2 separate regions of the Homo sapiens genome follow, and region 2 is linked to region 1. Evidence: chromatin loops called from intact Hi-C (ENCODE). Cell type or tissue: HCT116. All regions are shown on one strand. Links, peaks and the distances in the headings refer to the core of each region. The heading gives the core; the rest is flanking DNA.

The links. Peaks named below come from ENCODE experiments on the same cell type or tissue, not always from the same donor. Only the 100,000 strongest peaks of a DNase experiment are listed, where the experiment ranks them.
Region 2: it touches region 1 in a loop (2.0-fold over the local background); 3 of 110 quality-filtered maps call a loop at or near these places.

The regions. Positions count from the first base shown.
Region 1 is chr10:29,290,672-29,306,249 of GRCh38, reverse strand. LYZL1 (lysozyme like 1) reads right to left here. Exons shown (of 5, transcript NM_032517.6): 2 at 14,244-14,407; 3 at 13,573-13,731. The coding sequence starts at 14,382. Among named protein-coding and RNA genes, the nearest start is that of LYZL1, 9.4 kb to the right of the region's middle. RefSeq lists an enhancer at 3,320-3,856. In HCT116, for the core only: a CTCF peak has its summit at 1,509; a DNase peak (open chromatin) is centred at 1,499.
Region 2 is chr10:29,154,038-29,169,615 of GRCh38, reverse strand. No RefSeq gene overlaps it. Among named protein-coding and RNA genes, the nearest start is that of LYZL1, 130 kb to the left of the region's middle. RefSeq lists an enhancer at 9,495-10,170. In HCT116, for the core only: no CTCF peak of the experiment used is centred there; DNase peaks (open chromatin) are centred at 9,075 and 9,395; H3K4me3 peaks cover 837 bases; H3K27ac peaks cover 534 bases.

The sequences.
Region 1 (15,578 bases), core at 344-2,843:
GCTACATTTCAGATACTTTATAGCCACTCATGGCTAGTGGTTCTCATGTTTGACAGCACAGATGGAAGACATTTTCATCATCACGGAAACTTCTATTAGACAGCACTGGTTTAGAAAAAAAAGACAGTCATTAATTCACTAATACTTTAAGAAGGATTGGCTCTTAACTGTGGGATCACCAATGCTCTTAAGTCTTTGCTGCGTATTTTCTAAAATTTGTTTACAGTAGAAATGCACTATTTTTGATACCAGAAAAAAATAATTGTAAAAAATGCTAGCATAAAATGTTGCATTTCAGTAGAACATTGTAATACCAGATTATTTTGTTAACTCTGTTGGAAGTGGAATTTTCCCTCGAGCATGCTATTTCCCTGAGTTGCTAATTTTGTGGCTTTCTCAGTTCAGCTTCACTAGAAGATAAAGGTAGTGACAGATTTCTTTTAAGCAAATTTATTCTGAATGTGACTTAATTTTTATTTAAAACAAAATTCTATTAACCAGGAGAAAAACTGACAAAATATATCATCAGTAAGAGATAGCAATTGAAACAACATATGCAAATTCGCTGGCATTTGGTTTACAATTCTACAGTGAAAACTAAAGCTATATCAGCTTATAAAATCTCCTGCCTATCTTCTTGACATATAAATATTTCAGATAATAATAGCTATTACTACTAGCTTATGTTTTATAGAAATCTTACTCTATGTCAGGCACATGTTAAATCTCTTCACGCAAAATCTCCATCAGTTCTCTGAACAACCATTTCTGTGGGTACCATTTTATCCCCATAAACCAAGGTCACACACCCAGTTAATGAGCCTGTATTCTGATAGGGGGCTTAAATTCTGTTTTCCTCTGATCTCTTCTTCCAACAGAAGTCACTTAAGCAAAGATTCCTGCTCATAAAACACTATATGTTAATAAAGTTAATAATTAAAATATACTTTATTAATTTTTCAAGTAATTATCTATGAGGTTATCCAAATTTAAGCATTTGGTACCTGATACATGTTCAAGTTACTTAGAGACACTTTATTTCGGGTGCTTGATAAATGCTGAGACACTGTGGTTTGTGTTTGGAAGTAGTCTAGCATATTTTCTGGGAGATGTGGGTTTGGGGCGGTCTCTAGAGGTTGGAGGGACACAGATTATATAATACATAGTGAGGAGGAAGCAGATCACATTCTATTATTCTGGGATTGGAGGTCATCCCAGGCATGTACAGAAAGAGCACATTTTGTACTAGGGGCAGGGCAGTTTGATTGTGGATGCCCTGTAAGGATTTCTGGGACGGTGGGGCCATATTGGACCAGGAAGTGGACACCGAGTACAGTTGTTTGTCTCCTCCTACTTTGTTATAGCATTTAGTTGCGCAGTTGGGATGTTTTGAAAGTTGGACTTGACTGAATTTGCTTGGGAAAATATGTTAGGGAAAGTAGGGGCTGGGAAATCAAGAGCTCCCTCCTGCCTCCCAGCCCTGAGCACTGAGGTGTTGTTACAAGAAATAGCCACAGAAGGGCAGCAGAGGGGCAGAAATGAGTTCAGATGGCACTTTTTAAATGAGGACTCTTGCCAGTAATTGTTTCTGCTCAATTTACTTTAAATAGACAGTCTGTCCTGTCAAACATGAATAAAGAAAGGGTTATGTTGAACAGCAAAGAATCGTTTATTCTTCCACATCCAACAGAAAACAGCAACAATTTACACAAAAAGAGCTTCAGTCCTATTTTCAGTTATGTTAGTTCTACTTCAAAGTATCTGTGTCTCTCCTCGGCATCCTCCTGCCTCCCAAGTGAAATCTAGCAGCCACACACCCTCGATGTTCATCTCTTTCCCCTGTGAGATGACAAAGGCCAATTCAGATACCAGGGTGATGAAAAATAAAATTAATATAAGTGCACTAGACTACACTAGATAGAGAGTCAATAATCATTTTTTCCTCAAATGCTCTTATTTTAATGAAATCTGTGCTGTTGGGGGTAAATACTGTCATCACATCAGGCATTTTGTACACTGTGTGTATGTATATGTGTAGGTATATGAACGTGTGTGCTTATGTATGCTTTGTATATATGAATATAGCATCAATTTTCTGTCCAAATAGTTTAGGGAAAGTAGGAAGGCATTTTAGGAATACAATTTGGAATGAGAGTGAGGAGACTGTCCAGCTTCAGAAAATGGTCACGGGCTAGGTGCAGTGGCTCACGCCTGTAATCCCAGCACTTTGGGAGGTCAAGATGGGAGGATCGCTTGAGCCCAGGAGTTTGAGACTAGCTTGGGCAACATGGCGAGACCCCCTTCTCTACCAAAAACAAAAAGAAGAAAAAGATCATGAAGTGTATCCATGCTGTACATGCATATAACGTCACGTACCTTGTAAACACACCCTAATGCTAACTTTTTTTCAGTTTCCCATGACAAATGTCCCTACTTCTGTAATATGTGGGACAGAATGACATTGTTCTAATAAAAAACTCTCTGGCCTGAGGCTAAGGGAGGCCTTTCATGGAGGGTGGTTAGTTATAAAACCAACATCTTGTTTTCTATTTTAAGGCTATCCCCCAAAATCCCATGCTCTTCACGATAAGAAAACAGATATGAGTGTCCTTTTACCTCTGACCATGAACCGTCCAACACTTTAATTTCTTAGAATCTAAGATTGTCTTGCAGATAGACCTTTGCCCCAGGCTTCCTTAACTGGAATGAAACTGAACAATGTTAAATTAGTAATCTGCATTTAAAGTCCAACATGACCACGATGGAGTCACAGATTTCTCTTCCCACTGTAAACAACCAGAAGACTAGACAAAATAGATGAAAAATTGTTTTCGGATATGGACAACTGGCAATGCAGGATCATGATCTTTGAGAGAGAGAAAAACACAGTGAACCCTGTGACTGCCATGACTTTCTGCCCAGAGGAGCTCTGCAGACCAGGAAGGTAGAACCAGGCAGGGGATGGCCATCTAAGAGGAGGAGACAGACATCAGACGCCAAGGCAGCTCAGATTTTGTGGAGAATACCTGGGAGGCAGGAGCTACCCAGAAGAAGAGCAGCAGAAATCTGCAAAGGGATTCCACCCAGTCTTTGACTGAAGGCTAAACTGGGTATGCACAGGTAAATTTCCACAGGGCTAGGCAGAGAACTACCCCAGGGAACAGGGCAATTACAGACCTCGCGGGGCTGGAAGACATTTGATTTCTGACTAGCCCAAGGGAATAGACCTTGCTGAATCCTCAGCACATTCAAAAGAGACACTGGATGCTTAGTTATGCCTTGGTAGTGGGACTAAACTAGCCCTACCCTAAAAACTACTCCAGAACTTCACTAACAAAGTTTAAGAGTTACGCTGATCAGAATAAACTTAGCTGGTTGGAAAAGAAATTCAACACTCTTTAAAGGAAGACACATAGTCTAGACACTCAACAATGTTGCATATGAGGCAGGATAGGTAGGCAAGGAAGCAACTGTGTCCGCGGGGTACGGCAACTATGGTGACTGGCCAGTCAACACGATGAGCCTCAGCATTCACACTGAAGGCCAGCTCATTCAAACAAAGCTGTCTCCAGAAGGGAATTTCCCCTGTAGGGAACATGCGCATTTTGACTTTACCTGTCCTCAAACTCACGCTTTGCTCATTATAATAATAAAAAACACACACCTGGGTGGAGATTTAAGATGCTAATGAGACATGCGACATATGAACATCCATGTACAGCTACTGCGCAAATGCACGAAGAGGACCGCCCAGAACATGCTTACTAGCAACACCTCTTCCCACCCGTTTATGAATAATCATGGAAGACTCCATTAAAGGGAGCATCCCTCGTGCCGGCCTTTGATGTCTCATCCTTACGAGCAGCCTGCCCTGAAGTTTCTCTCAGGGTGTACTGTCCATTCTGCACCTAACTTACAAAATATTCTTTTTCTTTTTCAATAAATTAGTCTATGCTACATCTCCTTTGCTGTGTATCTCTTGTTGAAATTCTTTTAAACTAAGAAGACAAGACTCGAGGACTTACAACAGCCATCAACACACACACTATGTATGTATTCAATAAAAAATGATTCCTTGTGCAGAGGCAGGGAAATGTGGCACATACCAGGAGAAAGATCAGTCAAGGGCAAGACCCAGAAATGACAGTTGATTCTACAGCAGATAAGAAATTTAAATCACTTCTTATAAACATGCTTACTTATGTCAAGGACTTCAAGAAAAACATGAATAAAATGAAATGAGAGATACGAAAGTTTGCCTAACACCAAATAAAAAATACGGTATCTGAAAAGAAACATCCAATCAATAAGCTTAATAGATTAGCATTAAAAAAAAAAGTAACAGTGGACTTGAAGACATAACAATGGAAACTACTGAAAATAAAACACAGGGAGGGAAAAAGGCTAAAAACATGAAGAGCCATGGTGATAAATGTGACAGCAGCAGCAATCTAACATATGTGCCATTAGAATCCTTGAAGGAGAAAAGAAGAGTATTAGAAGAAAGAATGACTGAAATGTTTTCAAATTTAATGAAAATTATAAACTCAGGGGTACAAAATGTTAATGAATGCCAAGTAAGATAAACACAAATATCACACATAATCAAATTGCTGAAAATGAGTAATAGAGAGAAAATCTTAAAAATGACTAGATAAAAAAGACATATTACATACAGGGGACAAAGATAAGAAAATCATTGGTTTCCCATCATACACAAGGCAAGACAGAAGGCAATGGAATATCTTTAACAATTTGAAGCTGAGCATGATTACTCACAGCTGTAACCCCAGCACTTTGGGAGGCTGAGGATCACTTGAGCCCAGGAGTCTGAGATCAGCCTGGGCAACATGGCGAGACCCCATATATTAGTCCATTTTCATTCTGCTGATAAAGACATACCTGAGACTGGCCAATTTACAAAAGAAAGAGGCTTAATGGACTTATAGTTCCACATGGCTGGGGAGGCCTCACAATCATGGCAGTAGGCAAGGAGGAGCAAGTCATGTCTTAGATGGATGGCAGCAGGCAAAAAGAGAGCTTGTGCAGGGAAACACCTGTTTTTAAAACCATCAGATCTTGTGAGACTCATTCACTATCAAGAGAACAGTGCCGGAAAGAACTGCCCCCATAATTCAATCACCTCCCACCGAGTTCCTCCTACAACACATGGGAATTATGGGAGTTACAATTCAAGATGAGATTTCGGTGGGGACACAGCAAAACCATATCACCCATCCCTACAAAAAATAAAATAAAAACCAGCCAGGCATTGTGGCATGTGCCTGTGGTCCCAGCTACTCGGGAGGCTAAGGTGGGAGGATTACTTGAGCCCAGGAAGTTGAGGCTGCAGTGAACTGTGATCATGCCACTGCACTCCAGCCTGGGTGACAGAGCAAGACCCTGTCTCAAAACAGCAACAACTTGAGAGGAGAACAACTGTCATCCCAGAATTTTATATGTAAAGAAAATATTCCTCAAAATCAAAATAAAATAGAGATATTTTCAGACAAACAAAAGCAGAGAAAATGCTTGCCAGTAGACCTCTAGTCTAAAAAAACCGAAACCAAAACCAAAAAGAAGGTAAAGAAAGTTCTTTCAGCTGAAGGAAAGTGATATCGATTGACTACTTCCCCAAATAAATCCACCAAAGGAATGAAGAGTATTGGAAATAGTAAATACATAATAAATATTATAGAACTTTTTTCTCATTTAAAAATTTATTTAAAAGACAATTGTTTAAAGCAAAGATAATAAAAATGGATTGTGAGGTATATAAATATAAAAGAAAAATGCGTGACAACATGGCACAAAGGATGAAATGGGAGAAATTAAAGAATACTGTTAAGAAACTCATATGTTATATATGAAGTGGTGTGTTATTTGAGGGTAGAATGTAATACGATAATGATGCCTATTGGAAACCCTAGAGTAACTACTAAAAACAAAATAGAGATATAGCTAACAAACCAATGGAGGAAATGAAAGAGAATAATAATTTTTTTTTTAATTCCAAAGAAAGCAGAAAAAATGGAACCAAGAATAGATGGCATAAACAGAAAACAGAATAGCAAGATGGGATTTAAAACTAACCATATCAATAATCACATTAAATGTAAATGATCTAATCAAGGTTCCACGATGTATGTCCCACAGGAAAACCTCCTGTTTCTGTAAATAAAGCCTTATTGGAACACAGCCAGTCCCATTCATTTACATACTTTCTATGGCTGCGTTCACACTCTGTCGTGGTTGAGTAGTTGCAATCAAAACCATATGACCTGAAAAGCCTAAAATATTTACCATTTGGCCTTTTAGGCAAACATTTGCTGACCTATGGTTTAATCACTCCTACTGAAAAGCAGTAATTACCAGAATGGATATAAAAGCAACACATAACTATATGCTATCTATAAGAAATTCACTTTAAATATAAAGACCCAGATGGGTTAAAAGTAAAAGGATGGAAAGAAACATATTATGCAAAGACTTCCCCAAAGAAAGTGAGAGTGGGCTGTATTGCTATCAGATAAGGTAGATTTCTGGATGAGAAATAGTACCAGAGTTAAGGAGAAACACGGACTCCAGTGACAAAAGGGTCAATTCACCACAAAGACATAACAGTCCTCGATGAATATGTGCCTAATAACAAAGCTTCAAAAATGGACAAGACTGAAAGGAGAAATAGACAAAACTAAAATGATAGTTGCAAATTTCAATATCTATCTCTCACTATATGATAGTTCTAGTAAGATCTGTCTAATAAGTTCTCAGTAAGAAAATCAGAAAGGAAATAACAGTCACTTATAGAACATCTACCCACCAAATATAAAATACACATTTTTTTTTTCAAATGCATATTCATCATAAGACACATTTGCTGTGCTGTAAAACAAGATTAAAGACATATTAGAGGTCTGAAACCATATAGACCAGGGATCCCCAACCCCCTAACCACAGACGGATACCAGTCCATTGTCTGTTAGGAACCAAGTCACACAGCAGGAGGTGAGCGGCAGGCAAGTGAGCTAAGCTTCATCTGTATTTACAGCCACAAGCTTGCCATTGGTTGCATTACCACCTGAGCTTCACCTCCTGTTGGATCAGTGGCAGCATTAGATTCTCATAGGAGTGCGAACCCTATTGTGAACTGAGCATGCAAGGGATCTAGGTTGCACGGTCCTTATGAGAACCTAATGCCTGATGATCTACCGCTGTCTTCCATCATCCCCAGATGGGACTGTCCAGTTGCAGGAAAATCAGCTCAGGGCTCCCACTGATTCTACATTATGGTGAGTTGTATAATTATTTCTTATATATTACAATGTAATGATAATAGAAATAAAGTGGACAATAAGTGTAATGCGCTTGAATCATCCTGAAACCATCCTCCTCCCTCTGGTTCATGGAAAATTGGTCTTCTGCAAACTGGTCCCTGGTGCCAAAAAGGTTGGGGACGGCTGATATAGACCATATTCTCTGACCATAATGAGGTGTAACTAGAAATCTATAATAAAAGCTCATCCTGGGATCATCCTTCACAATCAGGCTGGGCATTCCTCTTGCCTTTCTCCCTCATCGAGTCCCTTGTTTCCTGAACCATGTCTTCCTCTTTATTGTTTTAGTTTATCCTTTTTGTGAAGCATGTTTTCCTACGGTTTTGTGAGAGAGGGTGCATGGGAGGTGAGCTGAATATGTCATCTTTGCCCTGACGGATCCACTCTCTACCCTTCTCCACCATGCTCTGTGCACTCAGAGGCCAACGCACACAGTTGCCGTCAATGGTCTCCCATGTCCTCTGACTTCTGAAGGGGTTTAAATAAGAGTAGGCATCAGCAGGGAAGGGACAGAGGAGGGACACTGAGGTTGGCATATACATATAATATCTTCCAGCTTTATTTCTGTCAGGTCACTCAGCACAAGTCACATCCCTTGAAGGAAGGTCTCAGATCCTAGAAGGTTGTCCTCTCCCTGCAGACCCCTTGTACCTCGGTGCTGGTCATAGTTCTCTTTCCATTCCTCATTGGGCAAGGGGGTGGTAATTGCCTGTGATTCCTAATCCCTTACTTCACTATTGCCATGTTTTTTCTATGATTTGATCAGATTTTTGTAAGTAGAGTCTTTATTAATATTCTCCTCCAATTACCCAGTTTGTGTTTGTTCTGTCTTCCAGCCAGGATTCTTTATGATACAGGAGGTAAAGAATTTAACAACTTGGTTCTCAGAAAGTGTACTCATTCTATGCTCAAAATGTACTGATAATTTGGTAGCACAGAATTTTATAGTGGAAATGGTTTTCCCTAAGAATTTTGAAGACTTTTTCCATTTTCTTCTAGCTTCCAGTGTTGTGGTTGAGAAGTCTGATGTCACTCTGATGCTTGATTTTTTGTATGGAACTTTTATTTTCAAATGGAAGCCTGTTGTATATTCTGTTTTTCTATCATGTTCCGAAATTGTATGAGGATGTTCCTGAGTGTGAGTGTACAATAATCACTTTATCCAAGGGGGATACATTCCAAGACTCCCAGTAGATTTCTGAAATGATGAATAGTACCAAATTCTACATATACTATGTTTTTTAAGGCAGATAACTGAGACAGCTACCAAGTAACTAATGGGACCATAGTGTATACAATGTGGATATGCTGGACAAAGAAATAATTTATATCCAGTATGAGACAAAGCAGAATGGTGCAAGATTTCATCACACTACTCAGAATGGCATGCAATTTAAAAGTTATGAATTGTTTATTTCTGGAATTTTCTATTTAATACTTTTGAGTCACACAATGACCATGAGTAACTGAAACTATGGAAAGCAAAACCATAGACAAGGAGTGACTGCTGTACCGGTCATGTGATGAACCTTACAAATTGAAATCACATGCTCTTTAGTTCTGGAAATGTTTTTTAAAGGTTGTGTGCTATCTATTGTTTCTCTTCTCTCCTGCTAAAAAGTATTTTTATATCCATTTATTTTATCATTCTTATTTCTCCTATTTTTCACTCATCTCTTTTTTTCACTCTGCTTTTAGAGAGATTTCTTCAATGTTATCTTCTAACTACTTTACTGAGTTTTCCATTTCTGTATCATATTGTTAATTTCCAAAGGTTCTTTATTTGGTTATCTGAATGTTTCCTTTTTCTCTCTTTTTTTTTTTTTTTCAAAAAAAGCATCTTGCTTTGTTTCATCCAAGCATCCTCTCTTATCTATCTGAAGATATTAATGGTAGTTTTCTGAATTTGAAGTTTCATTTCCTTGCATAAACTCTGCTTTCAAAAAGTTTTATCTGTTTGGTTTTTGCTTCATTTTTTTTCATGTCACTGCTACTCCTCTGAAGTCTGGTGAGCCTTGGCTCTCTGCAACTATTTAAGAGAGGGGCACTAAAGGCTGGCAGAGCCCTGTGCTCAGAGGTAGGGATTTTCAACTGTGGATCTCACTGCAGGGAGGTTTGACCAGTCTTGTTCACTGGGGAGTCCCACTCAGAGTCATTAGTAATTTCCTTTCAATTTGGCCAGATCCCTAGAAGAAAATCTTCTCATCTGGAGAGTCTGGCCTGGCTGCCATCATTGTGGGGTCTGAGTGGAGATGGTGGTTGGAACTATAGAAACTATAACTTAATCTCCCATGTCTGTGGTCTGGAGCTCTCAACCTCAAAGATTGTTGAGGTCTCAGTTGAGAGGTTTTCTACTTTACTCGTCTAGAGGAAAAAGTCCCAGTATTCTGCCAGGGTGAGTGAGGGGCAGTCAGTAGGTGAATGCCTCAGGAAGGGACTGGATGTTCTAACTACTCCTTAAGTGAACTTTAAATGTGTCTTCCTGTTTGTAATCTGTCTTCATTCTAACTTCCAGAAGTAGCTAATGCTACTGATTTCAGAGCTTTTTGTTGTTGTTGTTGTTGTTGGTTCTGTGTTTGCTTCTCAGCTTTCTCTCTGCTGATTTAGGATTCAGATGTCTTTAATCACTAAGTTAGTCACCACTTGCCTCCTGCTTTCCAGCTTCTAAATGTTTTGGTATTGTTTCCTCTTCCATTTATCTTGTATATGTGGATTTATCTTTTTATCTTATTGATTCTCGAATCCCTTTGGTATTAATTTGGCAGGACACCAAGAGGGAGGAGAGGGGTATTGGGTTTCTATTGCTGCCCTACCAAATTACCACAAACATTGTGGCTTGAACACTGCAAAATTTCCTTACAGTTCCGATGGCTGGAAGAGTGCCAGGGGATTCACAGGGCTGAAGTCAAAGTGCTGACAGGTCTGTTTTCCTTTCTGGACACTCTGCAGGAAGATCCATTTCCTTGCTCACTTGAGTTTTGGCAGAGTTCAGTTCCTTGTGGGTGTTGGACTGAGATCCCTGTTGCTTGCAGGTTGTCACCTGAGGGCCATTCCCAGCTTCTAGGGACCACTCACACCCCTTGACTCATGGCCCCTTACTCCATCTTCACAGCCAGCAATGATGGGTGAAGTCCCTCTCACACTTTGAATCTCTCTTTCTTCTTCTATCATTGGAGCTCTCTCTGACCACAGCTGGGCAAGATTCTCTGCTTTTAAAGACTCATGAGATTAGACTGGTTCCACCCACATTGTCCCGGATAATCTCCCCTACCTGATCTCAGATCCTTCCTCACATCTGCAAAGTTCCTTTTGCCTTGTAAGGTAACAGAGTGAGAGATTTCAGAGATTAGAGAGTGGACATTTGGAAGCTGGGGACTCAGCCCACCATGGGAGGTAAATGCACACATTTAATCCTCATATTTAACTGAAAGACTCCATTGGTGAGCTCTTAGGGAATGCTAATAAGATTGACTGGGACAGAGAAGGGTTCAAAAGTCATGCCTATGGAAAGTGAATATACTGAATGTTTTAGCTCAGAAGATAAGAAACCAGAGATGAGAGGTACTTATAAATCATTTGCATACAGTTAATAAGTTTTTATGTGTAACATAAAGCAAACTTGTTTTGAATAAACCCAGAAGGAAAAACTAGGATTGATATAGAAGGTTAGAAGAAGACAGATTTTGGCCTAACAAAGGAATGTTCTAAATTAAGGGCTGACCAACAATCGGGAGATCTATCTCAGGAGGTAGTGATCATTCTTTATCAATGTTAGGGTAGGGACAATATACTAGGTAACTTAACATATTATTCAGTCATTCAAACATTCAAACCCATATACTGATTATCTTGTACAATAGTTCCCCCTTATCTGCAGTTTCATTTTCCAAGTTTTCATTTACACTCAGCAGTGGTTGGTTAGTTTTATCAATGTAACATATTTTGAGAGTCAGAGAGAAGGTGCTTACATATTTTTATTACAGTATATTGTTATAATTATCCCATTATTATTGATTGTTAACATCTTACTGTACCTAATTTATAACTTACACTTTGTCATTGGTATCTATGTACAGGAAAAATCATAGTATATACAGGGTTAGGTATTATCTGCAGTTTCAGGCATCAGCTGGGGGTCTTGGGATGTATCTCCCTTCAATAAGGAGAGGACTCCTGGATGTGGCAAAGAGAAGTTAAAACGGTTTATTTTCTGCTCTGAAAGAATTTGCAATAGAATATTTTATGACTCTCTGACTTCACTCTTGTTCCTCATTCTCTCCATTTATTCAATAAACATTTATTGAGCTCCTGCAATGGCCAGGCACCATTCTAGACATTGAGGATACATCAGTGAATGAAACAGAACTCTCTGCCCTCAAGGGACTTACACTCTAGAGGCAGCACAGAGAAAATGCCTTTGACTGAGCTCTGCCCTCTGCCTGTTCAGCATCTCTTGCATCAGTCTTCTCCATGTCACCAACCATGACCATCATTCAGTCTTTTTATGGCACTTAGCTCAATAACTGTGGTGACACTTAAATGGTCTCTGCTTTAATCTATCCCACACCCTGCTTGCAGATTGATCTTGCTGAAGCAATGCTTAATTAACTGACCTCTCTTGGTTTCCTCTTGCAGGCAGAAATCAGTGAAAGCCTCTTAGCCTGGGTTTTTCACACTCAGATGGTCGTTAGCCTCTCCACCTGCCTTCCCTGGGATTCTCTTCATGTCACTTTGTTACAGAAAAAACAAGCCTCTCCCTACTCTCTGTTCATGCTTCACACCTTCCCACAGGCACCTCTTTGCTTTTGCTCTTCCCCTGGCCTGGGATAACTTTTCTCTATCTCTACCCAAATCTTCCCTATCTTCTAAGTCTCGGGTCAAATATCACTGTGTTTACAGAATTTTCCATGATTTTCTTTTTTTCTTTCTTTTTTTTTTTGAGACAGAGTCTTTCTCTGTCACCCAGGCTGGAGTAGAATGGTGCAATCTCGGCTCACTGCAACCTCCACCTCCCGGGTTCAAGCAATTCTCCCGCTTCAGCCTCCCGAGTAGCTGGGATTACAGGCACCTACCACCGTGCCCAGCTAATTTTTGTATTATTTAGTAGAGATGGGGTTTCACCGTGTTGGTCAGGCTGGTCTTGAACTCCTGACCTCAGGTTATCTACCTGCCTCGGCCTCCCAAAGTGCTGGGATTACAGGCATGAGCCACTGTGCCTGGCTCCATGGTTTTCTTAATACTGTCACTTTCCTCTGAAGCCCATGGCACTCAGCGCACTCCTCCTTACATGATTTAACTTCATGTAAGCACATATTCTCTTTTCTTGTCATGTCACATGAAAGTTCGGTAAAGCAGAATTCATGCCTGATGTATTTTGTTATCCTCAATGCTGTGCTCATATGTATTTCTGGAATGACTAAAGTAGAAGACATGAAAGTAAATTCTAGCTTAATTTCTAATGTTTAAGACATGTGGCTAGCTAAATATACTGGCCCACACCAATAACTATAGCACTCTGAGAGGCCGAGGCAGGAGAATCTCCTTAGGCCAGGAGTTCAAGACCAGCCCAGGTGGGACCCCATAACGGGACTCCATAGCCAGACTCTGTCTCTACAAAAAAATTACAAAATAGCCGGGCGTGTGCCTATAGTTCTAGCTACCCAGAGGAGGGAGGATCACTTGGGGCCTGGAGGTCAAGACTGCAATGAGCTATGATCACATCACTGCATTCCAGCCTAGGCAACAGAGTGAGACCCTGTCTCAAAAAAAAAAAAAAAAGAAAAAAGAAAAGAAAAGAAAAAAAAAGAAAGAAAAGAAAAAGGGAAAAGAAAAGAAAGAAACCTAAAGTGTATTCATCTCATTCTGCACTAAGAAGTACAAACTGCATCCTCTGAGCGAATTGCTTATGGAAAGCAGCTGGCAGGCAGCTTCCTTTTTCTTACTGAAGACATCAAATATCTCTAACATGAAAGGGCAGTAGGGTTGTTTGTCCATCCACCTGCTTTAGTGGGGGCTTCATAAAACTGTCTACAAGGAATAAGTCATCTTTGGAGAAGTCAGCCACAGGATCCTGAGTGTCACCTTGGAAACTGTTGCATAATTTACCAATCTGGAACAGACCTATTTGCAAGCCTGAACTCCAAATTTTAGTTAAAGCAAGACATGGTTGGTGATCCCATTGTCGGCTTTCTCGCCTAGTCCTGAGGATGGCATCACTGGAAAGTCAGAGCCTCACCTGAGCAGGCGACATGGCAGTGGTTGTTCTCCTTCAGCTTTCCGCGTCTGCACCACGCGAAGCTGTTGATCTGGAAGATGCCATAGTCGATGCTGCCGTCATCCAGGACCGTCTGGGCTGTGGTGTTGTAGCCGCTCTCATAATATGCCATGCAGATCCCTGGAGGGGGGAAAGCCAGAAACGCCAGCAAAGGAAGTGCATCTTTTGCTCTAAGCTTGGTCTGAGGGCGAGTTTCCTTATCCTTGTTACCTGACTGCTTCCTCCCAATACACCTTGGGCAGGGCAGGGCGGGCATGCGCCCAGGGGGCACACGAGGGGCACATCGGGGGCTGGGATGGCACACCTGAAGCTGTACACCCAGTCAGGGGCTGAGCCTAATCTAGACCAACAGTCAGGTCCCCCCACTCCCCACAATGCCAGCAGAGGTGGCATTATTTTCCCCTTCCCTGGCTAGTGTCATAAGGACAGGACTCCAGGAATAAGGAAATGAGGGGCAGGGGAGGAAGGAGAGGAGACCCAGAGAGCCACAGTTAGGCTAGCAGCCACCCCTGAGTGCGGTGAGGGCAGAGCAGGGGTAGTTGGGAAGACACAGCAGGGAGTGTGGCCAGGACCTTCAACATCTCAGGGGAAAGGTCAAGGACAGAAGGAGAGCAGGAAAGAAAGAGTCTCACAGTTTCCAAGGCTGAAGCCCCAGTAATTGTCCAGGCCAGCCCTCGAGAATATTTTTGCCAGTTTGCAACGAGTGTAGATTTTGGACTCGGCGCCTGTGACCAGGCAGCCAATGAGGGTCAGAATGCCCGCAGCCTTCATCCTCAAAGCCTGCCGGAGACAGAACCTGCCAAAGAGCCGGAGAACAGGTCAGACGATCTTGGTTCAGGAACTTTGAAATCCAGCGGTGGTGACTGTGCACAGCCCTGCCTAGATGCTGCCTGTCACTTTGGTCATTCAGTGCCACCATCAGGGAAAACCGGCCACTCTACGGTCCAGGGAAGGAAGGCAACTGAAGGCTGTTTCCTTAATGCTTTTCCATACAGTAACTTTCAAGTCAATGCTGTGTTCTCAGGGTTAAGCAAGCAAAAAAATTAACCCTCCTTAATACACATCCAGGTGAAAACCACAGGGGGCATTTTTAGGATTTCTATTTTAATTCTATGAATGAAAAATAGAATACAGGGGTGAAACATTCCCTATACTGCTGACCCTTGAACAACATGGGTTTGAACTGCGTGGGTCCATTTATCCGTGAATTTTCTTCTGCCTCTGCCACCCCGAGACAGCAAGACCAACCCCTCCTCTTCCTCCTCCACCTCAGCCTGCTCAGTGTGAAGACAACCAGGATGAAGCCCTTTATGATGATCCACTTCCACTTAACAAATAGTAAATGTATCTTCTCTTCCTTATTCTTTTCTGAATAACATTTCATTTCTCTAGCTTACTTTATTGTAAGAATCCAGTACAGAAGACATAGAACATAAAAAATATGTGTTTATTGGCTATTTATGTTATCAGTAAGGCTTCCAGTCAGCAGTAGGCTATGGAGTCGTTAAGTTTCTGGGGAGTCAAAAGTTACATGCAGATTTTCAACTGAGCAGGCGTCGGTGCCCGTGACCCCTACATTTGTTCAAGGATCAACTGGATGTGTAGAAACAGACAGCCCATTTCAGCCACAGATGAAAGACACGTGGGCCTGTATGGAAAACTTTAAGGGTTATTGTTTGGGGGTTTATCGAAGAGTGAAGATTAAGCACCTACTCTTTCATTTTCTTTTCTTGATTCAGTTCCAAATGTGGGAGCTTTGCTTCCAAAGTATCAGTGCTTTTATTTATTTATTTATTTTTTGAGATGGAATCTCACTCTGTTGTCCAGGCTGGAGTGCAGTGGCGCCATCTGGGCTCACTCCAAACTCTGCCTCCCAGGTTCAAGCGATTCTCCTGCCTCAGCCTCCTGAGTAGCTGGGATTACAGGCGCCCACCACCACACCTGGCTAATTTTTGTGTTTCTAGTAT
Region 2 (15,578 bases), core at 7,863-10,362, 140 kb after region 1:
GGGGTCCTTCTCAGATAAGTGACAGAAAGCATAGCACAATTGTCTCTTGAAATGTATAAAAAGTAGAGCTTGAAAATGATAAACTTAGTTATCTAAAGATAATTCCAAGCAAAATGCTTGAAGTTACCATTTGGTGTATCCTTGCTGCTCATAATACATTGTGTAAAGAGAGAGACAGATTGAGGGGAAAAAAACTATTGAACTAATAGGAAGCAAGACTTGATCTTGAAAATTCTCAGCCTTTCCAAATGTTAAAATGTGCTAAAATGGAGAGATAGCTTCCAAGCACTCCAGAAAACCACACACATGAGAAAAAGCCAAGGCTATGACTATACGATCTTTTCCTAAAATCTCAGAAAGAGCAAAAGGCCAGAGGGTTCAGCCACACAAAGGGCTCTTTCAAAAAATTAAGGGTATGCCTCACAGATCTTCTCAATCAAACCACAGGGCCTCTAGGAAAATGAAATGCATTGTCCCTCAGCAACCTCGGCAGAAGCCCAAGGTAGAGAAGGACTTTTCTAAAAAACATCTGTGGGTGAAGATGTGTCTAATGGAGTAAACCCCAGGGAAATTCATGGAAGGCCCACAAAGTTCTTGAGAAAATTCTTTCAGAAGAAACACTGCCAGGTTGGACTAAGTGGGACAGAGATAGGATCAAATGAAAAGAGACCCTTGTAACTCCAATTCTACTAGTAGGAAGCAGGTTGATAAAATGACTCCAAACGTGAGCTGACTTTCATTTAGAAAAGGAAGAATGACTCAGATGGTAGAACTAAGATCCCAGGAAGCAGATTCTAGAGCCATGGAGAATTATTCCCAAAGTTTGAAATTTAATTTTAAAAATCTGAACATTTTCTCAGTTGTATTTTGGAATTATTATGGACCAATGATTCCTTTTTATCTTCCATTTCCCCTTTTTTAAAGAAAAATGTCTGCAGCTTCTTTCCTATACCTCTCCCAGAATTGTATCTTGGATGTTGGGGGAAGATAATTTGTCTCTTTCATTTACAGATTCATCAGTTGAGAGGAACTATGTGTCCATGGAGCCTCACCCACACCTGGCCTGATTTAGATAATGAAACTCTGGTCTTGGAGCAAATGCTGTTATTAGATTACATTCTCGGGGATCTTGGTGGGGGGGTGAAAGTATTTTGCGTGTAGGAGAGACATGAATCATTGAGGACCAGAGGACAGACTACAACCACCACCAGTTAGTATCCATGCCCTTGCATAATTCCTGCCCCTTGAAAGTAGGTAGAAAGTGGGACTTGCTTCTAACCAATTGAACATGGCAAAGGCAATGGGTGATTGGGCACTATATAAGATTGCATGTGTATGACTGCCTTCCATAAGAGTTTAGCACTTGTCTTGCTGGAGTTTTTCATTACCTTGTTGGCTTTAAAGAATAAAATGGGCTAGGCATGGTGGCTCATGTCTGTAATCCTAGCACTTTAGGAGGCTGAGGCAGGCGGATCACCTGAGGTCAGGAGTTTGAGACCAGCCTGGACAACATGGTGAAATTTCGCCTCTACTAAAAATACAAAAATTAGCCAGGCATGGTGGTGTGTGCCTGTAATCCTACCTACTCAGGATGCTGAGGCATGAGAATTGCTTGAATCTGGGAGGCAGAGGTTGCAGTGAGCCAAGATTGTACCACTGCACTCCAGCCTGGGTGAAGAAGCAAGACTCTGTCTCAAAAAAAAAAAAAAAAAAAAAAGAAGAAGAAGAAGAAAATGGCCCTTTTGGGGAACCCCAGATGGTCAAGAACTGTGGGTGGCCTCTAGGAGGTAATAAAAGCCTCTATTCAATAGTCATCAAGAAATAAAAGCCTTCAATTTTACAGCCACAAAGAACTGACTTCAACTAAAAATCTGTGTTTGTAAGCAGATTTTTCTCCAGTCAAGCCTCCAAATGAGGGAATCTTGCTGTTACAGGCTGAATGGTGGCCCCAAAGATATGTCCACATCCTCACGACTGGGACCTGTGAACATTACCTTATTTGGAAAAAGGATCTTTGCAGATGCAATTAAGTTAAGAAACTTGAAATAAGGAGATTATCCTGAATTATCTTGGTGCACCCTAAATGCCATCACAAATGTCTCATTATTTTAAAGATTGCCTTAGGGTGTTGATATACATCTCTAACTTATCATAGTACACCTTCAAGCAATATTATATCACTTCATGTATAGTATACCTTACAATAGTATGTTTTATTTCCTTCCCTACTGGCCTTTGTGCTATTGTCATGTATTTTACATCCATATGTAAAAAACCTCACCTTATTATTTTCATTAAACAGTAAATTATCTTTTAATGAGATTTAAATAAAAAGAAAAATATTTTATATTTCCTATGTATTTACCATTTCCAGTATTTTTCATTCCTTGTGTAGAACATATTTCACTCTGGTATAATTTTTCTTTGGTCTTTATTATATATAGTAATCTTTAATATCTTTTAAGTCTGGAGGTGATAACTAAAAGAACTAAATTCTCTTAGTTTTTGTAAGTATAAAAAAAGTCTTTACCATCACATTTGAATGATTTTTCTTACTGGATATAGAATTTTAGATTGTTTTGTTTTTCTTTTCTATAAATTAAAAGTGTCACTCCAGTTTCGTCCCACTTGGATTGTTTCTGACAAGAAATCTGCTGTCGTCCTTACCGTTGTTCTCTGTATATAACTTCTCTCTTTTTTTTCTGCCTGCTTTTCAGATTTCCTTGGTTTTATGCAATTTAATTAGGATGTTATTTGTAGTTTTTGTAGTTTTCCTTAAGTTTTTTTTGTTCTTAGAGTTCGTTGAGTTTCTTGGATTTGTGAGTTTATAGCTTTCATCCAACTTGGAAATTTTTTGACATTATTTTTTAAAATATTTTTTCTGTCCTTCATTTTCTCTTCCTCTTCATAGACTACAATTACAACTATCTTAGTTTTCTTGCTATTTTCCTGCCACCCACTGGTGCACTGTTAATTTTAAATTATTTTATCTCTTTGTATTCCATTTTGGATGATTTTTAGTGGCATGTCCTCAAGCCTGCTAACTTTTCTTCTGATGTATCTAATCTGTTGTTAATATCACCCTACATATTTTCATCACAGACATTGTAGTTTTTATCTCTAAAAGCCTAATTCAGGTCTTTTTAATACTTTCTATGCCTCTACTTTATTTTTAGATCTATGGAATACTGATGAAATGACTGTCTTAATGTCATTTTCTGCTAGTTGTAACACTTTTATCTGTTCTGGTCAGTTTTGATTGATTGATTTATCTCTTCACTATGTGTTATATTTTTCTGCTTTTGTACATGCCTGGTAATTTTTTATTGTGAGAACTATGAATTTTACCTCATTGCATTCTGTACATTTTTGTACACCTATAATATTCCTGACCTTACTTCTAGCATACAACTGTGTTACTCAGAAACAGTTTGAACTTTTCAGTTCTTACTTCTAAATTTTGTTACTCAGAACTAGACCTACTTATTACCCACTTCTGAGACAAGACTATTCCAATTTGCTATGGACTGACTTGTGTCTCCCCCAAATTCATATGGCAAAGTGCTAACCCCCATGTGACTGTACTGGAGATAGGGCATTTAAGGAAGTGATTAAGGTTAAATAAGGTCATAAAAGTAGAGCCCTGATCCAATAGAACTTGTGCTTATAAAAAAGGAAGAGACACCAGAGGTTGGTGTCATATGAGGACACAGCAAGAAGGTGCCTTTCTAGAAGCCAAAGAAGAGAGCCCTCACTAGAAACTCAGCCTTGCCAGAACCTGAATCTTGGACTTTCCAGCTTCCAGAACTGTGAGAATATACGTTTCTGTTGTTTAAACTAATCAGTCTGTGGTATTTTGTTATCATACCCCAAGGTCACTAATATATAGGTACACTACCAAGTGTGATGTATAAGGTTTTCTTCTCTAGGCTGTGGGGGGAAAACATCATTTTTATCCCTACATGAGCACCAGTTACTATTCCTTCTAATATTTTGGGGTGATTTTTTTTCCTCCAAGCCTCAGGAGAATGCATAGACATGCACTGATCAATATTCTCCCTGATACTTAATGGAGACTCTCTGTAGCTCTCCAGAGTTATTTCTTTATTCAATTTCCCTCTCTGGTATTCTGTCCTACACACTCTAGCTAAGTTGGTATCCCAGACTTTCCACTCCATCTCTTCAACTCAGGAGTCTTCTGGGCTGCAGCTGGGTCTCTTTCTCTGTGTCACAGCCTGGAATCTGTTACAAGGCAATAAACTGGAACATTTGTAGGATTCATCAATTTTATTATCTGTGTCTGAGGCATCACTGCTCTTGTTGTTTAATGCCCATTGTCTTGGAAATCATTGTTTGCTATTGTTTGATTTTTTTTTCATTTGTTTCACACAGAAGAGTTAATCAAGTCATGATTACTCCATCTCAATCAGAAGCAAAATCTCACTAGCATTTCTTTTACTTCTTTTTCATAGTTTCTATTTCTATACTAAAACTCTCATCTGTTTTCCTACAATGTTTACCTTTTCCACTACATCCTTTAAGCATATTTATTGATATTTTAAAATTCCTGTCTACACTATCTCTAGGTGTGTTTTATTGACTCTTTCTTCTCTTGACTATGGTTAATGTTTATTTTCATCTCAAAGTTCCCCCAAATTTTATTGCCTAACAGATATTTTATATAAAAGGACACCAGAAAGGGGAATAAATAATACTCCTAAGAAATGTCATGCCCTTTCTTTTGCCAGGCTTCAAGACTGGAGGGCTAACTCTATCTGATAGGTGTCAGTTTGGGTCTGAGCTTTGTTTCAGCTTTAGTTTGATTCAGTTTCCCACTGGCTTCAAATGTTTTGAGACAGAGGTAAGTTTTTCCCCTTCAGCAGGTTCTAGAATGTGAAAACTTGAAAGTCCACAGATTTCTTTGTGTTATACACAAAGCTGTCAGTTTTTCCAACAAACCATAGGAGATCTCCCTCTGCCTTACAGCCTGGCTGCAAAGAGATCACTAATGACCTCTCTTTGCTCTCTGTGCCTGTCCTCAAATTTCTGTTCCTCTTAAATCTGAAAGCAAGGTGTGCCTGCCCCTCCCTAATCTTTGGTCATTAAAAGCCCATAGTGCCTTAGATGCTTTTCTCTTTGCTCTCCTGGTCTGTCCTCCACCTTTAGACATCGGCTGCCTTGCACCTGGGGAAGACCCATCATACTTTGTGAGGATCTCTCTAAGCTATCTGGTCCCAGCGTTTAACATAACCACCCATGAACTTGGTGAAAACCTACATTAAAAAGCTGATAAGTGGATACAGATTTGCTCTGTGGATAGAACTCCTTGACATTCTAATTTTTCACATTATCTCACACATAGCCATTAAAACTTTCTTACAAGTTTGAAGGGTTTCTCCCTACCATCTAAAGTAGATTTCTCCTGTCCCACTGATTCTTCTTGATTTGGTTTTTAGGGCAAGAGTGGCAGACAGCTTCTTTTGACTTTCTACATCATAACCAGAAACTAAGGTCCCCTAACCCTTCCTTGTAACCCTCTGCCTCATCGAAAATGAAAAGTGCCTCTTTCTTACAGATGTTCCTGTCATAGATGACATTCCATCTCTCACTGTGTTTGCCTGGCTCCCCTGAGGGCTGGGAGGGCTGGACAGAGAACTGGGGATTTCCAGATTTGGAAGGAAACTCTGAGGTCATCCTGTCCAGGATGTTTCTTACTTGGGAACTTCTTCCTTGGGCTTTCTCACACCCAGCTACTCTTCTGTCTGTGTGTTTTAGTGTCCATGTATCATCTTCACCGTGTCTGGCTGCAGGTAACCTGGTGATTCCCACCCTACAGTGGGCTCAACTTTTTTTTCTCCCTCTGAATTTTGAACATAAAATCAAAACAACATCTAGAAAACTTTCTATGTGCCCAAGCAGCTGTGTCTGGTTTGGCCCACACTTTGGGCTGGGACTTGGTCAGTGCCATCTTTTTATCCAAAGCGGTTCTATTCATCTGAATTCAGTATCCCTGGTCTTATTTGATGATGAAGTGACTAAGTGCTTAACTTGGGTTTGGAGTTTTATTTATTGTTTTTTGTTGTTGTTGCTGTGATTTGAACTATGTCCATTTATTTTGGTTTTCTTTTGTTTTTCACTTGGTAGCCTACTGCGGCAATAAAAGTTTAAAGGAAGCTCAGCTCCTAGTTATAGCAAAACACTCTTTAATAATGACTTTTTGCATAATTAAAAACAGGACCTGTAAATTTCTGAATAATTCGTCATTTTATTGGCCAAATGGAACTGTACTATGGTTAATGCAGGAGAATCACTTGAACCCAGGAGGCAGAGATTGCAGTGAGCCAAGATCTTGCCACTGCACTCCAGCCGGGGCAATAGAGTGAGACTCTGTCTCAATTAAAAAAAAAAAAAAAAAAAAGAAAGAAAAGAAAAGCATTTACTAAGAACTGGGATTACCTGGCAGCAGTAATACAGCTACTATCACATATGAAATACCTATTATGTGTCAGGCCCTACAATAGGTGTTTTATTTGCATTATCCCATTTAAACTTCATAACACCCCTAACTAACAGTCCAAATGATTACCTCAATTCACCAACACAAAAGCTGGAAGCATCCCAAGATGACAGAGCTAGTGAGTGTGTCTGCAATGCCAGGGCTGTCAACCCCAGAGCCTTTCTCTGAGGCCAGGCTGCCTCCTGTCTTAGGGACAAATTTTTATCCTCCTTCTTCTCTCCTCCTCTACACAAAACACTCCTTAATCCAGCAAGATTCCTCTCCCATCCTGGTTACTCGGAATCCAGCTTAATACCTGCCCAAGGCAGATCAATGGCACTTTAGCTACCATCCTCATCTCTGAGCTTCTTCTCCTCCTCTTTTATCACCTCTGCTATACACTCTGCCCCCACAACAGGTGTATTCAAGTAAATGCTGTTGTAGGAGTTATTAAGAAATTATTTTAGGCAGATAGACAGGAAAAAGGGGTCCTTGGGAAGTTTTCATTCTTAAAGCAGCTCTTAAAGCCAGGTCAGCAACCTTTGCTATTCAAATGCCAGCCATTAGAAACTGGGTCCATCCAAACATGGCGATTCCCGGCCTTCTTGACTTTGATCCACATGTTCCTGGCAACATGGCCGCCCCCACATATCCCCACGTGTGTAGAACATCATGGCGCCTGCATTTGCGTACTAAATGGCTAGGGTGGGAGGGCCAGCTTTTTCAAGGGCTATGTGAATGTCATGCCTGATCAAACCAATCCCCTAAGCCCTATGCAAATCAGACACTGCCTCCTCCAGCCTCTGCATATACCTGGCTGGTATCCACCACACTTGGGATTCCCTCTCTCAGCTTTGGAAACCTCCTCCCTCTGTCTCTGTACAGGGGACCTCTTCTTTCTTTCTTTCCCCTTCTTTCTTGCCAATTAAACTCTCCGCTTCTTAAAACCACTCCAGTGTGTCCGCGTCGTTTTATCTAATTTGACTCCAGACGAAGAACCTGGTGTTCCTCCACTCTTCAGAGCTGTATCAACATGCGCCTGGCAGAGAAGGGGGAGGGTGGAGGGCTAGTTCCATGATGTGAGGGTATGGGATGCAAGCGTTCCACCACTAGTGTCTACCTGGGTAGACAAAGGCTGTGGAGAACAGAAATCAGAACAATGATGTCTCTGGGATGGGATGGGGGAGCTGGGAAGGACAGGTGGAAACTCTTGGGGTGGAAATGTCCTAGATCTTCTTTGGAGTATTGGTAATTTGGATACATTTGTCAAAACTATAGAACTCTACACTTAAAATCTATCTATTTTATGCATAAAACTATATATCAATAAAATATTTATTTATTTATTTGTGTATTTATTTATATATTTTTAGAGATGAGGTCTTGCTCTGTTGCCCAGGCTGAAGTGCAGTGTTGTGATCCTAGGTCACTGTGGCCTCAAACTCCTGGGCTCAAGAGGTCCCCTTGCCTCAGCCTCCCAAATATCTAGAATGACAGGCATATGCCACTACATCCAGCTAATTTTTTAAAAAATTATTTTAGAAATGTGGGTCTGGCTATGTTGCCCAGGCTGGTCTTGAACTCCTGGCCTCAAGTGATTCTCCCACTTTAGCCTCCAAAGCATTGAGATTAGAGGCATGAGCCACTGATTACAGCCCAAAATATTATACACACACACACACACACACACACACACACACATATATATATTTTTTTGAGATGGAGTCTCGCTCTGTCACCAGGCTGGAGTGCAGTGGCATGATCTTGGCTCACTGCAACCTCTGCCTCCCAGGTTCAAGCAATTCTCTTGCCTCAGCCTCTTGAGTAGCTGGGACTACAGGCATGCACCACCAAGCCCAGCTAATTTTTGTACTTTTAGTAGAGACGGGGTTTCACCTTGTTGGCCAGGAAGGTCTTGATCTCTTGACCTCATGACCCACCCTCCTTGCCCTCCCAAAGTGCTGGGATTACAGGCATGAGCCACTGCACCAGGCCTAAAATATATATTTTAAAAGAATGCAGGTGCTATGGCACCCAGATGGCTACCTTTCAAATGGCATGGCTTTTGCCTTTGACAGCCTGCTCCCATCCTCACACAGCCCCCTCACTCCAGTTATACTCTTGAGCCAGTTTGGTGACCCCTGATTCTCATCAAAAGAGCTTTACAAGCTTTTGGGGGAGCGGGATTCAAGGACACCAGGCCAAGAAAGAGCCATGTCCAAGAGCACCCAAGTTCCTGAAAGGAGAAGTGGGCACTGTACAGAGGCATGAATGGGGCACCTACAGTGGACAACCTTAGCAAAAGGTTCTCTGGTCCCTGTTATGACTCAAGAGGGACAGGCCAGCTCTACTTGTGCTCTTCCAGAAACCAGAAGAAGTGAGGGCAAGGGCTGTGGATCAGAGGACTTCCCACTCATCTGGCCACTGGACTCTGCCCTGAGGAGGTGAAGTCTCCATCATTCCCCTCTCCTTCCCTTCTGTGAAATGCTGGTTCTCTAACCTCAGAGGCCTCACGCCTTTGGAAGGAGTAAGTGACCAGTATTGTGAGGCTCCAGATAAAGCCATCGCCTGACTCTTGGCAAGAGTGACTCTGAGGAAGCTGGTGCTTCAGTTGCTGAACAACCCATCGGTGTCTCTGTACCACGGTGGGGTCAACCCTACCCCGGAGCAGTGGAAATCCCAGAAACACCCTTTACTCGGCCCTCCTCTCTCCTACCCCTCTGCCCACCATCTCCCAACTGGTTTGCCTTTGATCTCAACATAAAAAACTCAGGCTCATTTTAAACCTGTTGATACTCTAATGACAAGAATCGAGACAACAGTAATTAATGATGAACATTAAATGGCCCAGCCCAGCTGCCCAGCAGAAACCACAAGGATAGTCATAGTGAGTCACCAGCTCTGGCAACAGGAGTGTGCTGCAGGCTGTCTGGGATGTGGCTTTGTTATGCCCAAGGTCTTTTCTTCCTAGCACAACACCTCAGTGAGGGCCACTTTAACAGAACTGTGAAGCCTTCTACCTGCCTCCAGTTTCCCCTTTAAACAATTTCCAAGGACTCCACCAAGCTCTTGCTCCTATTTCAGGGGCCTGGGTGAGACACAGGCGTCTTCCCCCTTTTCCTCTCCAATTTCGAAAACAAACTCTGATATCAGACATTTACACCTTAGTGAGAATCGAAAAAAGAAAAATAACAACTAAGTCTAATGTGTGATAACTGAGGCAGGAGAATAGGGCCCGGAGGCAGGGAACATAAGGCCCATCCACACCTTTAGTTCCTAGAACTAAATCAAATGAAAGCACTTCAGCAATGACAGGAATGTGAATGGCTTTGTAACTTCATTTCCTCCTCTCCAGTCCCGCCATTTACACTTTGTAACTTCACATTCATCCTCTCCATTTACATAGACCACACACTCCAAGTAACAGCCTCTCCATTTACAATAGGGCAGATTCTGAGTAAATGACTCTGTGACTTCACTTCTTTCTTTTCATTTACATAGAATATTCACCAAGCAGCCAGGTTGGTGATTACACCAGTAATCCCAGCACTTTGGGAGGCCGAGGCAGGCAGATCACCTGAGGTCAGGAGTTCAAGACCAGCCTGGCCAAACTGGTGAAACCCCATCTCTACTAAAAATACAAAAATTAGCCAGGCATGGTGGCACCTGCTTGTAGTCCCAGCTACTCTGGAGGCTGAGACACAAGAATCGCTTGAACGTGGGACGTAGAGGTTGCAGTGAGCTGAGATCGCGCCACTGCACTCCAGCCAGGGAGGCAGAACGAGACTCTGTCTCAAAAAAAAAAAAAGAAATTCACCAAGTAACTAAACAGAAACCTCTAGAGTATTGAAACTCAGAAAATTCTGTAACTGGGCTCTTGAGCCCCTACGCTTGGGCCCGCTCCCACACACTGTGGAGTGTACTTTCCTTCTCAATAAATCCCTACTCTTGCTTTCCTTGCTTTGTTTGTGCGTTTTGTCCAAATCAATTCTTTGTTTAAGATGCCAAGAACCTGGACACCTTCTACTGGGAACAATAGCCACCCAACCAAGTTCTAGGTACCCAGGAGTGAATTAAAGCAATCACTCCCCATGTCAGCATCGAGGAGAAAGGCATGACATTGCAAAGCCACTTCTAAGTGTCTTGCTGGGTAATAGCTGCACAATTCATGTTCTGAAAAATAGAAAGCATCAATTTCACTGACACACTAGGCTGGGTATGGTTGATTTCTGTCTTTAGCTGTACTACTGAACCAATGTGCTTTTAATAGGAAGGCTGCACCCTTTTCTTTTTTTTCTTTTTTTTTTTTTTTTTTTTTTTGCACAATAACTTGCTTTTCTGTGCCCTGTGTACTACTCTCCTAGGGGCTCTGTGAGCTTTTATGTTTACACTGGAAAGAAATATTGAAAGCAAAGAGTTTCTTTCTGTCTTTTTTAAAATAACCAAGTACAGCACTATTCCCAATGGTCCCAATCTAAGTTGCTTTCAGTCACCAGGAAAGAGATTAAGCAGTCCCTACCAACTTTGCAGCGCTTTACTCTGAAGCATGAACCAAGCCAAGGTCAAGCTCACAGGCGGCATCTTTCATTACTGTGGGGGCAAAGCTCCAGTCAGACCCATCAGAGTGGAGGCTTCTGGTCTCCAGCAAGTCATTATGTACTTAGGATTATCATTAATTTTCTCTCCCTGAAGTGCTTCTGATGAATGTGAGAGCTAAAGCCGACTATGCATTCGCTAATAAAAGGTTCTATGTTCAATTTTCTAAAAGTGCCCTTAGAGAATCCCCAATTTCCTGCCTCTTCTAAGAAGAAGCTGAGTTTGTGCTGCCTTCATAAAGGGAGAACTGAATCATCTTGGTGTAAAAGCTTCCTGAAGGTTGGAAGGAGAGGCCCCTGGGACATTCAGGAGACTTGGAACCTTCTGGGGCCTGGCAGTGTAGATAGAGCGGTTATTATTTATTGCAGACTTAAGAACTGTACACCGATGTCTATGTGGCTCCTGTTTCTCCATCCCATTTTCCATTTGCAAGGCTTCAGTCTCCTTCCTGGGAATCTTAAACAAGCTCCTACAAGTCCTGTTGAGCCCAGCGCATAAAGCCCATTTAGCTCTCTATGATGGGGTCCACACTGCCCAGGGGGGTCACCTGACTCAATGCGTTCTTTTGGCTATATCCTCAGTTGTCACATTTGATTGAGGACATCAGCTGTCTTAGATATGGTAGGGATGGATCTGTGCATTAAAGCAGGCAGCTGGGATGCCTTTTGCTCACCAGGAAGGAAGGACATGCAGGCTCTGAGTAGGAGCAGCTTTGAGTAGACGGTGCATGTGTTCACACTCAGAGCCCTGTAGCCTGGTCTTTTATTGAGACATAGAGACTGTGAAGCATTTTTTTGCTAAGCTTTAAAGTTTTAATTAGCTTATTATCATGAGCTGGAATGGGCTGTAGACGTGTTCAGGGCATTGAAACAATGCCTTCTGTGTGGGGCCCTTTTGGAAGAGAGCTCTGGGGCTTAAGGCACAATGGCTTCCTGTGTCCCAGGGCCCTGGTATGTCCTGTTCTTCCACCATTGCCTGGGCCACTCCCAGGCAGCATCCAGGGTGTTGTTGTGGGGTTTCAGCCACTGCTATGAACATTAGTGCAATGCATTTCCTCCTCATGGCACTAATGAAGGCCAGGCTACATAGGCCGGCATTGTCCAACATCTGCCTAGATGCCTAGCTTATGGCTGCAAACAGCAGCACAGATGACCAACAGATGCAAGCTCTGCAAAGAGCTCTGTAGCTAAACAATGAAGTCCCTGAATCTCCATACATGCTGATAGAGTTCAAATTAATCTATCACACTGTGGATCTGGCAGATTCTTGTCTTTGTTTCTGTTTCATCATCCAAGTGAATACAGTAATTACACTTGGGTGCCAGAGTGTAACAGCTAGTTCTCAGCCCAATAGTCTTGGCATGAAGAACCAAAGTAGGCTCTTTAGGTAAATTGCATGGTAAGGGGAAGGCCTCTGCTCCTGACAGGAGACTTCCATACATTCCTGGGTGCTGTACTGAGTGAGAGTTGCTAAGTAGCTAACATGGGCAGTCTGACTTCGGGAAGAAGTGAGGAGTTTCTTTAGGAGAGCTGGAAGTTCAATAGCTACACATTCTGGACTGGATGAAGCCAAGACAGGCCCTATTCAGCCTCTGACACAAATGCACTCCCAGATCTTTTAAGGCACTCTCTGATCTTGAAGTTGAGGTTTCCAACTCTAAATTTGCAAACAGTTTTCTGGTGATTTGTTGGATTTTTGAAAGAATTTCAAGGATGTGGGAATCAAGACAGAGGACCAGTGAGACTTGACCCAGCTACCCCCTAATTTCAACCAGGCCATCTCCAACCTGAACTCTCTTATAGATTGTGGCTGAGTGGGATTTATTTTAAATAAAGGATTTTACTGCTTAAAAAGCACTACCATGTTATAGCTTGAAACCTTCTGGATTAAACAATCTCAAAGGCCATGCCCCATTCTAACAGTCTAAGATTTTAGAGAGTTCTGTAGTTGTAATACTCACAGGTGTCGACTGGGCACGGTGGCTCATGCCTGTAATACTAGCACTTTGGGAGTCTGAGGTGGGTGGATCACCTGAGGTCAGGAGTTCGAGACGAGCCTGGCCAAGATGGTGAAACTCCGTCTCTACTAAAAATACAAAAAATTAGCTGGGCAAGGTGGCAGGCACCTGTAATCCCAGCTACGTGGGAGATTGAAGCAGTAAAATCACTTGAACACAGGAGACAGAGGTTGCAGTGAGCCAGGACTGCACGCCATTGCACATTGCACTCCAGCCTGGGCAACTACAGTGAAACTCTGTCTCCCCCCCACAAAAAAATGCAAGTTAAGCCAGACCATTGTGGGAGCAGATCATAGCAGAGCTAAAAGACTATAGTCTTAGGGAAGTGAGAAATTTAATTAGACTCTCTCACCTTGCAGAAACTTTAGGTCCAAGACAGAGAAAAAAGGAGGGATTTTGATAGTATAATTAAGGAATTTTTTTTTGGATTCCCATTCACCAACCCTCTACCCCCTGCCAGCCTCTAAGTCCTGGTAAAGTGACTGTCATGATATTCTAGTAAGTTTGGGATACTCAGAAAAAGATGTGCTGTTGTACAATGTTGGTCAACAGTTTTTTGTTCTGGATTGTCTGACAAGTCCAGGTAATCTCTTACTAATTCTTTTCCCTAATAGCCTCTACCTCCAGCCCATTCAACTCTTGTCCCTTTACTAACCTGAACAAATCAATAGCTAGTCTAACACCCACAACTTTAAAATTTTACCTCCTAAGGAACAATTTGACACTGTAGTAATATTTATGACTCTAAAAGCCAGCCTATTTTATCAAACGATTGGTTAGTTTCAGGAAGCTCTTTGTCATATGTAACATCAAACAACAGATTGATTGGCTTGAAAACAATTTTCAATTTAATTCCTTGGAAGTTAGGTAGACACAGCCTACTTTTGGGAATAGCTGTCAAAAATGCTGTGTCATTAAGGCATCATGTGTTCAGTATTGAGTACCAAATATACACATTTCAGGCACAATAGGAAATCTGATACGCCCTTTGGAAAAGGAACAGGTAGAACTAAACCTTTTATCTCTGCTAGGATGTGATTTACATGGTACTTCTATGCTATTGCATATTCAGTTATAATGCTTTGGGAGATAATGAATCTTTTTCATTATTGTAGTTGTGCTTGAATTCAGTACTCAGGGCCAGAAACACATGACACTTAATGCTTGCTTTAAGATAAAACCATCGGGCCGGCACGGTGGCTCACACCAGACAATCTAGAACAAAAAATTGTTAACCAACATTGTACAACAGCACATGTCTTTCTGAGTATCTCAAATCTATTGGAATATCATGACAGTCACTTTATCAGGGCTTAGAGACTGGTAGGGTGTACACGGATGGTGAATGGGGGAAAAAAAAACTCCTTAACTGTACTATCATAATCTCTCCTTTTTTTCTCCTTCTTGGAGCTAAAGTTTCTGCAAAGTGATGAGTCTGCTTTAATCCCAGCACTTTGCGAGGCTGAGGCAGGTGGATCACCTGAGGTCAGGAGCTTGAGACCAGCCTGGCCAACAAGGTGAAGCCCCGTATCTACTAAAAATACAAAAATTAGCCCGGCGTGGTGGCATGCGCCTGTAATCCCAGCTACTTGGGAGGCTGAGGCTGGAGAATTGCTTGAACCCGGAAGGCAGAGGTTTCAGTGAGCCGAGATCGAGCCATTGCACTCCAGCCTGGCGACAAGAGCGAAACTCTGTTTAAAAAAAAAAAAAAAAAAAAAAAGATAAACCTGTCTTACTGTAGAAGGGAAAGAACTATAAGTCCAGTGACACAGATCCCAATCCCGGATATTACAGTGTATCTGCAGAGGGAATTGCTCCATTTCTCTTGGTTAAAAGCCTTGCTCAATCGTAGTTAGGAGCACAAGGGTGGAATCAAACAAAGCTGGGTTTGCATCACTTATACAATGAGTGATTCCCGAGCAAGATACTTAACCACTCCAAGTCTCCGTTTTATCCCCTTTAAAGTGGGCATAATAATTATACCTATCTCATGAGGCTGTTGTGAAGATTAAAGAACATAGAGTGAGTGCTGAGTAAATGTTCATTATTCTTAGTATTGTACCTGATTTCCTATAAAATGATTTTGTATAACACTACTTCTAATATTATTCTCCATTTTAAAATTCTATGATCCTCAGGTCTGTGGAGATCAGGCTTACTCCTCTAGAGTTCAAAGCATCCAGCTGGTCCTGGGAGCTGTGCTGAGGATAGCCTGTTTCCGTGTCTTCTTACTGGGGTGACTACAGTGAAGTCGTTATGACCTGCCTTCAGACACTCAGAACAGGCTGGCCCAAGGCACCTAGAGGAAGTGGAGATCAAAGTTGACAACTGTGCAACAAGTTTCTGGCTAGTTGGAGACACACAAGCACAGAGGTCTTGAGCGATGCCTTAGAGTATTTGCAATTAAATTGGGCGAGAGAGTGCTGGTGTGCTGCTACTCACAGCGTGCTGGACTGTGGACCAGAGCAT